2 separate regions of the Homo sapiens genome follow, and region 1 is linked to region 2. Evidence: chromatin contacts called from ENCODE Hi-C data. All regions are on one chromosome and are shown on one strand. The core of a region is the stretch at or near the end of the contact, and the rest is flanking DNA. Distances in the headings are between cores, read along the strand shown. Region 1 overlaps ALK (ALK receptor tyrosine kinase). Region 2 overlaps ALK (ALK receptor tyrosine kinase).

Region 1 (3,037 bases), core at 331-2,830, 410 kb before region 2:
GTAACCAAATCCCTAAGGGTAGGCACCATGCTAACAATTTCCTTTATTAATATTCCTCACTGTTGTGCCTTGGGAAGGGGTACATGCTTTCATTGGCTGGCAGAGGTCCTTCACCATTGAGTGAACACAAAAGTTATACATGGGTCCTCTTGGGGAGGCAGGAAATGCATGCTGAAGCTATAACTTTTGACAGTACAAAAGAATATTATGGGAGAGTAATTTTTGCTTCAATATTTGAGCTACTAAGAAAGAGCACAAACTTCTCTGGCAGGATGGGATGGGGCTTAGAGAAAGGTGAGGTGGAGTGGGAGCTGTTTAATTCCATCCAAATTCCGCCCTTGACACTAATAGCTCCCTTCTGAATGAGCCAGCTGGAAGAAAATGTGAAAGCAAACCATAGAGAAACAAATATGTATGAACCAGAGAGGACCTTAGCGAGCAGTGAGTTCAAACCGCTCATTTTCCAGGCCTAGAGAAGGTATGGGGAGGGCTATATGTTTAGGACAAATGGTGCATCTGCAAACTCTCTCCTTTCTCTGAAATCACATCTCTGTTTTTCAGACTAAATTAACAACATCGCCCATCACCGCTAACTCTAGGAGTCATGTAAATTTACTGAGGTTTCTTTTGCTGAACAGGTGCAGGCTCAGCCTAGTGAATACCCAAACCATTTCCCCTGGGCTGCCAGTCCCAAAAACAGGCCTGCCCTGTACTCTCTGAGAGCTGTGCCTGATTTGACATCCAGACCACTATTTATTTGGCCACATTAAGCTTTGCTTTGTGTGACACAAAATCATTGTAAACGAATGCATTATTAAGTGTGTTTTCAAATAACAGGGAAAAAACAAGCAGACTGTCACTGATTGTTTTATTGTTGGAAGGAAAAGAAATAAGTAAAACGTGTACAGGCAAGGTAGGAACTGTTCCAAAGAGCATTTAGAATAGGAGCATTTGTTACATTTTATTGATGTAGGTTTGTAAAACATGCTTGCCAGTGAGCCTGGGGCATTCATGTAAATAACCATCACACATGCATAGCTCTTCATTACTTATACTGACACAAGTATGATATATTTATTATATTATGTTCATTGGCTTAGGAATAAATAGACATGCAGTGAGACATGTAAAAATAAAGATTGGAAATACACAGTGCCAATCGGCTGCAATTTGGGTAGTTGTGATCATGTACATTTGGCAAAGTTAATGATTAACTAGTGAATAATAGCGAAGCAGCTCTCTGGGAGCACTTTTGATTTCTGGACGTTGTAATTATTGACACAAGATGATCTAAATATAGAAAAGAGACCAAGACTCCCACTCATTTTGGATTCTAAAACAGAGATAGGAGCATACAATTTTAAGAATGATATGACTGATACTGAAAGACTGTGTCATGCACACATTATCTCATGTGGCCCTTACAAAACCCTGAGAATTTTTAGAATATGCCCTATTCTTATTCTCGTCATCGTTTTCAGAAAATTGAGGTTTGGCAGAGTGTGTGCTTAGCCTGAAGTTAACAGCTAATAAGTGCCAGAGATAACACCTTCCTCCAGGGCGCTGATTTCATTTATTTGACAAATATTTATTGAGTGCCTGCTGTGTGCCAGGCATGGAGACATAGCAGTGACTAGTGCAGGAGGTACACAATGAATAAACCAATATACAGAACACATATATGTGTAAGAAATAGGGCAAAGGGATGGGAGTGGCTTACAATGAGTTGTCTCTCAGCAGGATGACCAGGGAAATTCTTTCTGGGAAGTTGACCTATGGACAGGGACCTGGACAGAGAGAGGGAGTGGCCATGTACCTCTGAGTAGGAGGAGCTTCCTCGGCTGAGAGAACTGCCAGTGCAAAGGCCCTGGGGTGGGAATGTGCTTGGTGAGTTCGGGGAAGAGCAAGGAGACCTGTGGGACTGAGCTCCAGCAATGAGGGAAAATGGTTGCAAATGAGGTTAGAGACAGAATCAGGAGCCAGATCCTGTGGGGCCTTTAGGGGCTAGGCTATGGCAAGAAATTTGAAAGCTATTTCAGGGGCTGCAGTGTCAATCTAACTGCCACATAGAGAACAGACTGAAGGGGGGCCCTCTTTGAGCTCATAGCAATAATGGAGAGATGCGAGATGGGAAAAGATGAGAAGGGGTAAAATTCAGGTAGAGCCATCAAGATTTGCTGATGAATTGATGTGGGGTGTGAATAAAAGGAAGAAGTTAAGGATTCCTCATTGGTTTTTGGCCCAAGCAACCAGGCGAGTATTGGTAACACTTTCTGAAATGGGGAATACCTGGGGTTTAGGGGAAGGGAGGTTAGGTTTTTGGCTTGCTCATGGTAAGTTTCAGATGCTTATTGGGCAATAAAGTGGAGATTTTGAGCAGGCAGTTGGATGTATATTCTGTGTATTCTGTTGTTCAGGGGAGAGATTGGGCTGAAGACACAAATTTGGTAACAGTAGTATGTGGATGATATTTAGAGCCATGAAACTGGGTAAGATCACTTTGAGAGAGAGTTTAGATGCAGAAAATTCCCAAGTTCTTCAACTTTTAACAACTGTCAAATAATAAAATAAAGATCCCACAGAGTTGTTTTTTATGACAAGCTTACTTACATGTCGGGCAAGGAGAAATTCACTGTATGGTTTTCCAAGTAAGAAAAGTCAGAGTTTTTAAAGTCTTACGAAGAGGGCTACAATGTGGTTCTGGTTATTTGGAGTTGAAAATCGGTTCTTTGAACTAAAGAGAATGAATGAATGCATAGGTTTGTGTGAGCATGGGTAAACAAGTTATCTTCATTGGTCAGCAAAGAGTCTTCAGTTAGGTACAGGAAGGGTCTGGTGTCCCGCACTCACTTGAAATTTATTGATCATCAGCTGGTTAGAACCAGTGGGATAAAATATAATACTCAGCCATGACAGTTCCTAAGCAAGTGCTGCCGGAAAAGGAGACGTTTCCTCCTCTACAGTTTGGAAAATAAGGAAGACCTGGCAAAGAAGAATAAAGAGGATCTTCCCACTGAAGCAGGAGGCAACCAAAGAC
Region 2 (2,782 bases), core at 23-2,522:
GAAATATGCATTTCTAGATTTGTAAGCCCTACCATTTATTTTATGTGAATCCTAAATGCAGAATGCAGGAAGTTGATTTCCTCCTCCCGGGCGGGCTAAACCCCAGTGGCAGAAAAAAATGGATATTGCATTTCTCTGGGGGACTATGTGAGGTTCACTCAGGGCTTTCAAACCCCACCAACCCTACAGGGGCCTCTGTTGCCTATGGGGCCCGAGTGCAGAAAGATGGACACTAGGCAGAGTTTTGGGGACAGGACTCTGATGAGCATCAGGCCTACAGGGACTGGCGACTGGTCCAGCTGAGCCCTGAGGCTGATGCCTACCACGAAGGACCTTCTTCAAACCCAGCTCAGTCCTGGTCTCCGGGAAGTTAAAGTCATCGTACACTATCTCAAGACACCACAATCATCAGTGGATTCCCAGAGAAGAACTGGTGTCATCTTCAAGAATTTCCTGCAAAGTCTAGAAAGTGAGTTAACCAGTAGTTCTGTGTTTCACCAGTCACATTCACCTGGAAAATGTAACAAATGCCCCACCCTGGACCTACTGAATGACATCGCGAAGAGTGGGGCCCAGGGCTCTGCATTTTTAAACCCTATCCTTGGTGATTTGGAGGTGCACTGAAACTTCAGAGCTATTGGCCGTAGGTGTGCTTGCCAATTGTGACTGAAATTCATTCTGAGCCCATGCAGAGAGTTTTCCTCCTGTCTGTGGCCCCAAATAGCGTGATGTCACTTGTCTTTTAGAAAGATGAGTCAGAAAAGGGATGAGAAATGATGGAGGCGGGGGAGAAGAGAAGCGGGTGGGAGAGCATATGAAACCAGGTCAGGAGCCCCCCATGATGGAGGCATAGCCACAGTGTGCCTTTGTGCCAATCTAACTTCCAGGGCATTCCAGAAGCCTGCCCCACTCCCACCTCCTCCCTCCAGGCTCCTGCAGCCTGCTCTTGCTGACTACCACGGCTGCCTCCTATCTCTCTGCACAGTTACACACGGGGCATGAATATTTAAAGACCTCTGCCTCGCCCAGCCACAAACAAGAAAGAACGCTGTGGTTTTGGTTTTCTTTTTGTGTTCCTCCTCTCCGCCACAAGCTCTTCTCTGCAGGAAACTGGGGAGCCACTTACAATATATTCTGATGTTATTTTTATTTTTATTTTTCTGAGCTCCAGTTCAAATAATTAAAGTTGCCACCGGGGAGGGAAGGCTTGCAGTGGCTTTCATGTGCTCACTTGCTGTCAGACCTGCTCGAATCCGCCTCGGCTTTGAGACACCCGCGGATGTGTCTGGCATTGCAGCCGCTGGTAATAAAGAGCACGGCAGAGTGGCGGCTGACACCACCCCAGCCCCCTGCCTTTCACACACCCCAGCAGCCTGAATGTCTCAACAAGCCCCGTGTGGTTTGAAATTCTATTTTATTTGAATAGCCTGCCTGTGACTAGAATAATTTAAACCACGTTCTCAGGCCTTCTGGGCCTGCAAGGAGAAAAAGTGGACTTTCCTCATTTTCTTTCCCCTCCAAGGCATGGAAGCAGTTTTTCTTGTGTGAGCTACAGAAGTGCAATTTGATCCAAAAATGAGATGGGATCCCCCCAATTTGTGGTGGTCAGTTCCTCAATGCTGGTTTTCCTACCTGGCCAGAGCTGCAGTTGCGTCTCCCCTCTTCTCACACATACATATGTACACGCAAACACACACACACATACACACATGCGTGCACACACCCTCTGGGATCTTGGGACACAGCCGAACCTTTCCACCCCTGACGTCACCTCTAGCAATAAAAGGAATCAGGTTGGATTAGCTGTGGGGAGCTGCTGTGATCTAGGCAGAAGGTGACCAGCGGGCCCCTTCCACGTCTACATGGGCCTGGAGAAAAGGGGACCCATCCTTTGTGTCATTAAAACCAGCAAATGTAGCCCAGAGGGATGTGAGAAGACGCCATGGCCCCTGGAGTTGACCTTGGCCATCCATCCCTGAAGCCCTTCTCAAAGGAAGGCACCCGAAGGCAGGGAATTTTTCTGTAAATTGCTCTCTGATTGATTTTGTAAGACTTTTCAGGGTGCTGGTGATCATCCCTGGAAACAGGCTTATCCTTCCCTCCAGCCTCTCAGTGTGACGCAGAAGCAGGGAAGCCGAGAGGCAGGCTGTGTTGATTGGGCTTATTGAAGCTTGCCCCCGACCTCGGCAGCAGGCAAATAGGACTCTGAAGATGGGAAAAAGAGAGGAACTTTTCTGACTGCTGTGTTTTTAAAGTTTATTAAACTCAGTGACAAAATCTTCTGTGGAAAGTCAAGAAAAGGAGGATAAGAGTAAGAAAACTTAGTATCAGATGGCATGAGACCGAGGAAAAACAAAAGCAGAAGGGGACCTTCCTTTATCAGCCCCCACCAAACTCTCGACAGGAGCCAAAGAAGATGAGCATAACTATTGAATTCAACTCGTTTTCCAGAGCAGATCCTATGCATCACGGGCTCCCCATCCAGATCATGAAATTCACCTCAAGACCCACAGCTAATAAACACAAGACCAAACCTAGATCTTATGATTCTGAGTTTCATGCTCTTCCTGTCACACTGCCCTGCTGGAGACAGATGGAACCTTCTCAACTTGGGGAGAGTTGATGAGAGCTTCAAAAGCATCAGAACTGGCATTACTGTCACCTAACTCAGAGCCCCACCACCTCATTTCTGCAGGCAGATAGAGAATCCCACCCCATTGTGTAAACAAAGAGTTCTCCCCTTCGTCTCTCCACAGGCTGGGAGTAGTCACTGGGTCTAACT

Evidence for each region. A loop is a pair of places that touch in the nucleus more often than their neighbours do. Pooled maps may share reads with other maps.
Region 1: a loop to region 2 is called in a map of GM12878, with 2.1 times the contacts of the local background. The contact joins two enhancer-like sites. A Hi-C loop is called at or near these places in 1 of 168 maps with a recorded cell type or tissue (GM12878), 8 of 37 single-sample maps with no recorded cell type and 5 of 50 pooled maps.

The regions. Positions count from the first base shown.
Region 1 is chr2:29,722,099-29,725,135 of GRCh38, reverse strand. All of the region lies in intron 1 of ALK (ALK receptor tyrosine kinase), which reads left to right. Among named protein-coding and RNA genes, the nearest start is that of ALK, 200 kb to the left of the region's middle. Within about 2 kb of position 1,580, at least 3 of the 41 ENCODE cell types and tissues checked have a DNase peak (open chromatin) inside an H3K27ac peak, as active enhancers do.
Region 2 is chr2:29,313,406-29,316,187 of GRCh38, reverse strand. All of the region lies in intron 8 of ALK (ALK receptor tyrosine kinase), which reads left to right. Among named protein-coding and RNA genes, the nearest start is that of CLIP4, 200 kb to the right of the region's middle. Within about 2 kb of position 1,272, at least 6 of the 41 ENCODE cell types and tissues checked have a DNase peak (open chromatin) inside an H3K27ac peak, as active enhancers do.